Regions from separate parts of the Homo sapiens genome. Here region 1 is linked to region 2. The links are chromatin loops, found by intact Hi-C in ENCODE. Cell type or tissue: endothelial cell of umbilical vein. All regions are shown on one strand. Links, peaks and the distances in the headings refer to the core of each region. The heading gives the core; the rest is flanking DNA.

What was found. Peaks named below come from ENCODE experiments on the same cell type or tissue, not always from the same donor. Only the 100,000 strongest peaks of a DNase experiment are listed, where the experiment ranks them.
Region 1: a loop joins it to region 2, with 7 times the contacts of the local background. A loop is called at or near these places in 1 of 110 quality-filtered maps.

The regions. Positions count from the first base shown.
Region 1 is chr4:73,702,447-73,707,837 of GRCh38, forward strand. INKILN (inflammatory MKL1 (MRTFA) interacting lncRNA) reads right to left here. Exons shown (of 3, transcript NR_185098.1): 2 at 3,891-4,129. Among named protein-coding and RNA genes, the nearest start is that of UMLILO, 5.2 kb to the right of the region's middle. In endothelial cell of umbilical vein, for the core only: no CTCF peak of the experiment used is centred there; DNase peaks (open chromatin) are centred at 2,335 and 2,835; H3K27ac peaks cover 4,041 bases.
Region 2 is chr4:73,774,071-73,779,461 of GRCh38, forward strand. No RefSeq gene overlaps it. Among named protein-coding and RNA genes, the nearest start is that of CXCL8, 36 kb to the left of the region's middle. In endothelial cell of umbilical vein, for the core only: no CTCF peak of the experiment used is centred there; DNase peaks (open chromatin) are centred at 2,491 and 3,721; H3K27ac peaks cover 1,312 bases.

The sequences.
Region 1 (5,391 bases), core at 133-5,132, 72 kb before region 2:
TACAGGTGTGAGCCATTGCACCCAGCCAGATATGTGTTCTTTTCACTTTTTTTTGTGAATGTGACATATCTTACAATTAAAAAATTGGAATAGAGAAATCCATGGTGAGAGGTGAGATGACTGCAGTAGAGAACCCTGTGAAAGATATGCTAAGGGTCAGGGTCACAGGGCTCTGTGTATAAGTGTTAGAGAGGGTTTTACTTCTTTTCTCTTCAGCCTTCACCATAAAATTTTGCAGAAGCCTTCACAAGTTGTCTGGTTATGAGCAAGCAACTCTGAAGTCCTGGTGATCCAGAGAGGTGTTGCTTCTGATCTCTTTTCACTATGGAGCCACAGAGAGCTGAACTTCCCATCTCCCAGGGGAGCTTTGAGGCCCATGTTTTAATTTGCCTGCCTAGCTTTCTCTCCTGCATGGCGTTAGGCATCTCGGAGGCAACATTCTAAAACAAAACTCATCAGTAGCAGGATGAGCCTTGAAAATTCTTTCTTTTTCTTCCTGAGATTGAGTTCATATAGCATGAAATCATAAGGAAAACAAACATCCTTGTAACATAATCACACATGAGATGGCCACAAGATCTGAGTAGTATGAAAGGTCTGATTACCTTGCAGGTACTACTTCCCTCCAGGACAGCTCCCTCTCATCCTTTGCTCCTATGTCATTTGGCAGGCAAAGAGTTGGGGATAAAGGGCTAATACTGAGGTTAAAAGGAGGGAACCACTGGAAGTCCTGAGCAAAGGGGGTTTGGGGTAGAAGAAAAGAGTAGGATGAGGGGTATGAGGGTCCTTAACCAACTTTAGGGAGTTGACCAACTGAGTGAACTGAAAGTCAACAACTGTGATATTGCAACAGTATGAGAAATGTGTGCCCAAGGCAGTGACTAGGGTTCAGACACCACCCTGGACTCCCAAGTCATTCCTACCTTATATTTTTGTAATTCTTTCCAGATATTTGTCAAACTAAGATTTAGGCCATGTAGGACAAGGATTGATCTGTTCCCTGTCATCCTCAATGGGAACACAGTTCTGGAGGCTCCACATACATTCAGTTTACCGACTCTACAAGCACATGTTAAGCATCAAGTATCTGAATAGGGCTCTGAAAGCCACAGATAGCACAATTCTTTCTATCAAGGAGCTCACAGTGTGGCTGAGGAGGCAACAGGCTATCTGACAAGGAGAGTGCCAAGCCCTTCTCAGGATGTGGGATAGGTCTCAGGGATAGCCCCTGTCTTAAAGAGTATACCTATGAGTTAAAATACATAATCATGAAAGAGAAAACTGAGATGAAGGAGTGTTAGACTTGAAGTAAGAGTTTTGGAAAAAAATTCTAGGAGAAATAGTTGAAGAGCTGAGTTTTGAAAACGAGTAGTTATTATTGTTACATTGAATTTAATTATCTTTCTGAAAAAAAGTTTTCTTTAAATTTATATTTTTTTCTTCTCACAGCTTTTATAGTGTCGTGCTTTGAATCCAGTAAGTGCATAAGGAATTGGGGAAGGACGTTTGGGGAAGGGGCTGGAGTAGTTTTAAAGGTTAAGACTTCCAGAAGGGACATGTAAGCATACATATATAAGCATTTATTTCTTTCAAATATGACTTCTTGGGCAATTAATGGAATAACACTTTAATTAAAGTCCTTTTATGATAACATAGAGCAGTGGAGCATGGCTAGGAAAAATGAAGAATCATACTCTTTCCTATCTTGATTCTTCAATGGATTCTTGAAAAAGTGTAAGAAGAGGTAAACTCATTATTTGATAGTTTAGAAACCTAGCCAACTCTGCAGGCATTTATCAAGACATTTCAATTGTTTGGTTTTATGAAAGTCTTTGTTTCCATCATTATTGCAAAGAATAAACTTTTATTTGTTCACTGAAGAGTTTCTAAAGCGTTGGAATTTTAGCAGCAGGAAATTCATTTCTCAACTTGCACTTATCGCCTAAGAGGCATCAAATTGCTCATGAATTAATAGGCTAAAAGGCCTTATTGTTTCCTGGTGGGACTCTTTCACAGCGCTGGAGAAAACTGAATACCAAGTGTTGCTCATCATGTGTCTTGGGATATGTTACTGAGGGTCTGAGATTTACATAGAATTTATAGGAAGCAATGAAACCGAGTTAAGTAGAGAGGAATCTAGATCCTAGAACAATGCTGTGGAGTCAGAAGGCTGTGCCAACAGAACCTTTAGCTACTACTTCTTTCGCACATGCACTGAGTCAGAAAATGCTGTTTCATGGGCTGTAGCTACTTGTCAGGCCACTGACTCAACAAACTGAAATATTAGCCAAGTAAAATGTTGCGCAATTCCAGCTGCTCATTCATAGCACAATCTGTAGCCTCAGATTTGCCAGTCTTAGTCGACTAAGAGGAGCCGACATGAGGCAAAAGGAGAAACAGTCTGACCTTAGCTATAAAGGACAACAGGATGCCAGCACACTAGGGTCATGAGTGCTCTTTTCCTCTTTCATTGAATTGGCGGGCCCATGACTAATTTATGCAAATATGACATGGAAAATAATTTCTTGAAGAGAGCTGCTTTGTGCCAAATTCTCCCTGCTTTTCTTTTGGTCTGGTCTATGGATGATATTAGCTTATTTTAGGGTCAGGCTTCCAATTTTCCTGCAAGACAGGGCCAAGAAATGTTTATTTCACAAAGAGGCCAAGGTCTCAGATGCAAGACTACAACTGAGTGAGGCCCCAGAGGAGGATGACAATAGAAGATGGTTTCACTGGCATTCCATTCCTTTCTCCTCCCCACACCCAATCTCAGAGTGGCCATGGTTCACTGAAGGAATAGTAATTGTCATTTAAACCTGGGAACAGTGGTGCTTGGTACTTGAGGGGTGACTCATTTAAATTTATTCACGTTCCCACTGGAAAAACTCTCTTCTCTCAACTAACAGGATATGAATACCAATTCCCTAAGGTCATTAAGATACTAGAAGGAACTTTCATTATAATAAAATAAAGTATCTAGAAAAATTATTCTGCAATAGGAGAATGATAGTCCCTTGGTTCTATAGGAGCCCATTGTTGGTCAACAAGCGTTTCCAGGCATCGCTTACAGTCCCTCTGAATTCTACCTGCGATGCGGTCTAAACATACTGCTCCTCCACCTGCACTGTCTTGAACTGGGTGGCTCCATTTTTTTCCCTAGATTTCATTCATTTTCTTTTTCTCCATCTAGTTAGCTCTGTTGGCAGAGAATGTTTGTCCTAGAGTTTGTTCTCATTGGACTGCTTGGTGAAGGTGGTTCTTTTAACACAAGCTGTGGCTCTAGAAATGAAGCATTAAAGATCGAGTATTTATTCCTCATGGGCTAGACATCCTTTTCCATGTGTTGAACTGCTATAGCATTCTGTATTCAAGTAGGAATTCCCAGTAATTAGCTCTGGGTCCACTTTTATTGCTCCCAATCCATGTCTACTGGAAACACTGAGTTCTGAGCAATGACTAATGTCTGCATGCCCTGGTGAATGAATGATCATAAGTGAAGGTGGAGAGAAATAGCACTTCACAGGTGGAAGGGACCTAAAAAATAAATCTGCCCCATCTCTCTCAATTTCCTGATGAACAAAGAGATATTCAGAGAAGTTACTCATTCACAGTTGCTTGTTGGTGGTAGCCAAGTCTCTGATATCCACTTCTAAGGCACTGTTAGTTACACTATGATGTCTATTATCTTAACATTATGAAAAGGGTTGCAATAAAATATATTCAGTTCTACAAATAGTTATTGATTCTCTCCTATGTACAACTACAGTTTATCATATGCTGGTCACAGATGTCAGTGCTGGGGATACCCACAAAGTCTTTGCTCTCCTGGAGTTCACATTTAACCCAAGGATAGATTACAAGAAAAACACGATTTGTATTATGGTTATGACCTTTAGTTGTCACACTATGCAATGAGATAATTTGCACTGGAAATGGCTGGCTGCATGTTGCTTTACAAGTGTAGTAAGCATGTTATCTTCTGTCTTCTGTGGCATTCCAGATTTAAAACTCTTCTGCTCCATGAGTGCATGCTTAGGGCCAGGTATCCTGTTTTCTGGTTCTGAAGATGTGGTCACAGTAATCATGGCACTTGGCAGGGTAGGCTGTTTAGAAGGCATGCAACAAGCAACTGGAGGAAACCAGAGAGAAAGCCAAAGAAGAAAGTTATCCAAAACCAGTTGGGAAAATTTGTTTTATACTATTTTAGATTATATATATATATATATATTTTGCTAAGGAGTTATAGTAAATCAGAGTTTTCTGTAAATATTTTTTGTAAAAAATTAATTACCTCATGAAATAGAAAATAAAGGAGTTGAGGGGAGCACTGAAGAGACTCCAGCAATGTGGCCACTGGAAGGCAGCTTCTCTGTAGAAAGGCCTTGCCTTAACCCTGGTAAAATAACCCCTCAGACCTTTTTTGCCTTTGATTTCAAGCTTTTTTCAAAAAAAAAAACAACAAACAAAAAAAACCCACAACATTCTACTGACTGGATTACAGCGTAGAACGCTGGCATTCTGAAGGTTTTAAATAAAATATTACTAATGCCACTATATATATAAACCAAATTGTCTGAATTCTTCTAGGCAGCAACTGTGTCTATAACAGTGACTTGATAATTTAGACAAAAGTAATCCATCAAAGAAAAGTTATCCATGTGTTCCACATATGCCATGCTAAGTAGTCTGTCCTCCACAGACAAGACCTAGTCCTTGCCCTAGGGTAGCTTATATCCAGATGGAGAGACAACATGAGATAGATACTCCTGGTCAGATATTCTTAGTAGCAAATCAGACTAAAGGCCACAGTAAGTCCAGAACCTTAGTTTCCAACGACATAAATGCAGAAAACTTGTACACTCTAACTCATTACACTGATGTGATGATTATAATATGCATAAAGATGTCTAGATTACAGACTTTTGAGAAGTCACAATCAGGATCCTATTTGAGTTAAGTAGAATATCTGATTAAAACATCTATGTTGAGTACCTACTATGTGGCATATAGTAGGTGCTCAGTATAGATGTTTGCTAGCTATTTAATTTGATTGATCCCATGAGGGCTCACATTTCATGATGCTTTACAGCACAGGTCCCCAGTCCCCGGGCCTGGACCAGTGTGTGACCTATTAGGAACCAGGATGCACAGCAGGAGGTGAGTGGCGGGTGAGCAAGAAAAGGTTCATTTGTGTTTACAGCTGCTCCCCATTGCTTGCACTACCATCTGAGCTCCACCTTTTGTCAGATCAGCTGTGGCATTAGATTCTCATAGGAGCACAAATCCTCCTGTGAACTGTGCATGGGAGGGATCTCGGTTGCATGCTCCTTATGAGAATCTAATATCTGATGATCTGTTACTGTCTCCCATCATCTGCAGATGGGACCATCT
Region 2 (5,391 bases), core at 152-5,151:
GCCTGACTGATGTCAGGCCCTCCACAAGAGGTGGAGGAGCAGAGTCTTCTCTAAACTCCCCCAGGGAAACGGAGACTCCCTTTCCCGGTCTGCTAAGTAGCGGGTGTTGTTCCTTGACACTCTTTGCTACCGCTAGACCATGGTCTGCCTGGCAACGGGCGTCTTCCCAGACACTGGCGTCATGTCTAGACAAAGGAGCCCTTCTGGTGGCCCTGTCTGGGCATAACAGAAGGCTTGCACTCTTGTCTTCTGGTCACTTCTCACTATGTCTCCTCAGCTCCTATCTCTATATGGCCTGGCTTTTCCTAGGTTATGATTATAGAGTGAGGATTATTATAATATTGGAATAAAAAGTAATTGCTACAAACTAATGATTAATGATATTCATATATCTAAGATCTATATCTGGTATAACTATTCTTGTTTTATATTTTATTATACTGGAACAGCTCGCGTCCTCGGTCTCTTGCCTCGGTGCCTGGGTGGCTTGCCACCCACACCCTTCTCATTGCACATGATAAAAACATTACATTTTAACTGGTGATGTTAACATTGATCATGTGGTTAAAGTGCTGTCAGGCAAGTTTCTTCTTTGTAATGTTACTATATTGGCTTTCTATACTCTATGTGTTAGAAAGGAGTCACTAAGTGTATTCCACACTCAAGGGGCTGGAAATTAAGTTCCACCTTAAAGAATTTGTGGTCACATGTTCAAATCAAAACAATAATTAACAAATATTTTAGAGAAAATACTTTGAGGCTATTGGCATTTACTTTTAATACCTTTATTAAATATAATTTGTATTAAAACTACAATTTTTAAAAGTTCTAAATTACATTGCAATTTTATAGACTAATCATCATAGCTAACACTGGGTGCTTATTCTGTGCCAGGCATTGTTCTAAGTGTTCTACCTTTATTGTAACTCTATGAGGTAATTACTATTATTTTTTATGTTAGATAAACATGCTGAAGTGAAGAGAACTTATATAATGTACTCATTATTATATGGCTAGGAAGCTACAGAGCTGGGATTCAAACCTAGAAAGTGTCAGTCTGGTACAAAGTCTGATTTTTCCTGTCAAACATTATTCTACCTTGCCTTTCTATGAGATAAATAAGTAAAAAGATACATGAAAGTATATTGAAATAAGAGAACATGTATATAATATTGAGCAGTAAGGCTTGACACTCCGGATAGATGTAAAATAAATTGTAAAACATTTCTATTGAGATTCAGTGGAATTCAAAGTGTCATCTAAACAGTCTAACATTCATCTTAACACAGTGAAAATTTCATTCATCTGCAGTAGGTATTTAGAATATATAAGTATTTGGAATATACAGGTATCTAAAATATGACCGCTACTCATCAGTTAAAGAATCCCAGACTCCAATAGAAAAATGGACAAGAATATGAATAGGCAATTCACAGAAACTTAATAGATACTTAGTTTCATTAGTTATCAAAAAAAATCAAACTTAAACCACTATGAGATAGCATTGCATATCCATCAGATGGTCAACAACTGGTAAATCTGGTAACACTGAATTTTGGTGAGGATATGGGAAAATGGAAATTCAGACATGGCTGGGGTAAATATAAATGCACATAACTTTGGAAATTGGCAATATCTAGTGAAAGCTGAAGATATGCAGAACTTACCCCAGCATTATCCCTTCTGCGTCTGCACTAGAGAAATCTTCAACCATGTACATAAGAAATTGCTATAAGGATGCTTGTGAAGCAGTGTTGGTAATAGCAAAAACTATTGAACCTCAGGAGTAAAATTCATAAACAGTGCAATGATAGAGTTAAAATGAAACTACTCAATCTAACTGGTTAAACAAGGGTAAACCTTTAAACATACTTCTGAGTAAAAAAGAATACAAAATGCTACATCCAGTACAATGTCATTCACGTAGATGTTAAGCACTAAATACTATATAGAGAAACATGAATCTATGGTAAAAGTTCAGAACACTAAAGAGAATGATACTATCATCACAGGATTTGAATAGTGAAGAGAGAAAACTGGCGAATGGGACTTTAGAGTCTATGTATTTTTTAATTAAAAAAGATTGGAATCAATTATAATCAAATATTAATAGAGCTAATCTCAGAGGTGGGTAGATAGGTAATGGTTATATGCACATATATTTTACTTTTTTGAATAAAATGCTTTATAATTGAGGTCTAAAAGGGTAATATGTGTGGAATTTTTTTTTTGGCAGGGGAAAATAAGGGGATTTAAATCATTTCTTCATCAAAAATCCCTTTGAACTTTTATTTGCCAAACTTCCTTCTTCCTTGTTATGAAGATTAGTAACTCCAAACCATATTCACTTCTGCGGTTTCATTCTGAAAAAAGAAAATTTGGCTGGTTTAGATAAAGCATTCCATTAACCTACATTCTGAACTAGATGTTCTAAAAGGAAGTTATTATTTTCTCTGGCAGAGATGAAGGGAAAAGCCAAAACATTTTGATGTTGACACAGCTTTTGGAGAAGTGCCAAAAAGGTCACTGAGTCTGTGATCCTTCATGGTGTCCGCAATGTGGGCCTTGCAATGATCCCAGTCCTGCTTACCACAGGGTGCAGGTGTCTTTGGAGCTGAGTAGAAACATTCTGAAAACATGCATGTTGCTGTCCCTGGATAAATGCTTAATACTTAATGCACTGCTTTTCCTTGGTCTCAAAATTGTTCTTAAACTTACTTTGTGTGGCTATCTCAATGTTTATAAGCCAAAGAAAGCCAGCTACCTATTGCTTACTGATGGTACACTGCATGTTAATTTATTATTTTTGGCTTACCTAATACATTTATATTTTATAAAATGGATATTTTTTGAAGGTATAATTGTGTCAAAGTGTGCACTTTTGGGTGGAGAAGCAAAAGCTTTGTCTCCATATATAAAGATGATGGATCCTATCTTACATACTTATCTTCAATACCTTTACTGTCACTGAATAAATGTTCCTTAGCACTTACCATGGCAGTTTTATTAAACACAAAAATGTATGATCTTTTTCAGAGGTTAAAAAAAGTATAATCTGTATTATTTGAAACATTAGTAAACCAAAGAAATGCTTACTGAAAATTATGGTTCAATGCCTAAAATGTCTATTTAATTTGTTTTACATAAAGCCTCCAGAAGGTGGATACAGTTGATTTTAAGTTAATTAATCTCATAAATCATTGTAAAATAAACAAAAGATTATAAATACAGTAATTTTGATAATCTGCTTTAAGTTACTAGAGAAATATTAAAAGCATGCACTTTTGCTTTTTGATATACTTAATTTGAAGTAAATAATGCATGTTGAGCCAAAACAAATACAACTTTACCTCTGAATCGTATTTTAAGATTAAGGGGAAAAAGCCATAAAATAATTAACATATTTTCATTTCTCTATATTTTAAATTGATAAAATTTTATTTCAATAATGATGAAAAGTCACTAAGTACATTTTAGTCTTTTTTTAAATTTAATACTTATAAACTGTATCATGTACTTTGAAAACAGGTGAAAATCACTTAAAATTATTTTATTTAAATTGTATTTTCCAGAAGAGTAGGTTGTGGGTTAGTCGTCTTTGCAATTTGTCATGCAATTTGCTGGGATGTCAGCTTCAGCTGGGCTCGTTGTCATCTTGGCCTGAAAAACAGCAAATGATGAAGCAAAGTGTGAGAAATTGTCTCATATTTTATGGCTCACTGAGTGAATGAATCAACTCAGGATGCTGCAGCATTGCCTGCAGGAGTCTGTGTCTGTGAAACTGCTGAAATTCCAAACGGAGTAGCTGATGGACTCTGGGCAGTATTCATGGTCCAAAAGGGTGTTGGCTTTCCTCCCCAGATTTAAGAACTGTAATTTTGAAATGAAGATGACATGTCATTTTCCATTTGTGACAAATCCTAGGAGCTGCTATACTGGTATTCTATCTGAATAAGGATATAAAAAAGATCCAAGTATACCTTCTACAAAGTAAAAACATATCCTTTTGAAGTGTCATGTTTGATGAGTTTTGATAAAGATATCAACTCATGTAGCCACTGCCACAACCAAGATATAGAATATTTACATTATGCTCCCAAAGTTCCCTCTTGCCCATTTTTAGTCGGTCACTCTGCCCCCTACCAGTCCCAGATAACCACTGATCCAATTTTATCACTATAGAATTTTATAGAAATAGAATAATGCACTAGGCACTCTCATTGTCTGACTTTCACTCAGCATAATATTTGTGAAATTTATTCATGTTTTTGCAGGAGCTCATTCCTTTTAGTCTCTGAGTAGTATTTCATACTATGGGGTTATACCACAATCTTTCCTACTTTCATTGTCCTTAGTTTTTTATTTTGTTACTGAAGTTGCTATGAATATTTATGTCCAATACTTTTTTGGACATATATGCTTTTATTTATCTTGGATTAAATACCTAGAATTGATATTACTGGGTCATGAACCTGTATAGATAATTTTAAAAGAAACTGACAAAGTGAGTTAAGAAATTGAGAAGGAAACTAAAGTTTTTTTGAAACACATGAAAATGGAAATGCAATTTATCAAAACCTATGGAATACATTTAAAAAGTACTAAACTTAGTGAAATTAGCACTTTTTTTTTTTTTTTTTTTGAGACAGAATCTCTCTCTGTCGCCCAGGCTGGAGTGCAATGGCTCAATCTCGGCTCACTACAACCTTTGCCTTCTGGGTTCAAGGGATTCTCACGTCTCAGCCTCCCAAGTAATTGGGATTACAGGCACCTGCCACCACGCCCAACTAATTTGATTTTTTTTTTTTTTTTTTTTTGTATTTAGTAGAGACAGGGTTTCACCATGTTGGTCAGGCTGGTCTCTAACTCCTGACCTCAGGTGACCCACCCACCTCACCCTCCCAAAATGGTGGGATTACAGGTGTGAACCACTGTGCCCAGCCAAATTAGCACATTTTATATACTGTGTTGAAATTCACAGGAAAGCTTGTCTTCTGTAAATGACTTTTGAATACAGATTTGTTCAGACATCTCTAACATTACACATACTGTACTGGTCCACTGGATTGAAGGCAGAGAGAAGGAAGGGAGGAGAGAATGGTTCAAGGCCAAAATGGTCATATTTAGAAGATACCTCAGATTATAACCATTATTATATATGTGCAATTTTAACATAGCAGAAAAGTTATATGAAATTTCCAGTCTTTCTACATATTTAGAAGTGCTTGATGCATTTAAACGTAGAAGTAGTAGAATAACACTTCTTATAAATAGCTATTAAAAACTGATGGGAGGCCGGGCATGGTGGCTCATGCCTGTAATCCCAGCACTTTGGGAGGCCAAGGTGGGCGGATCACCTGAGGTCAGGCGGTTGAGAGTTTGAGACCAGCC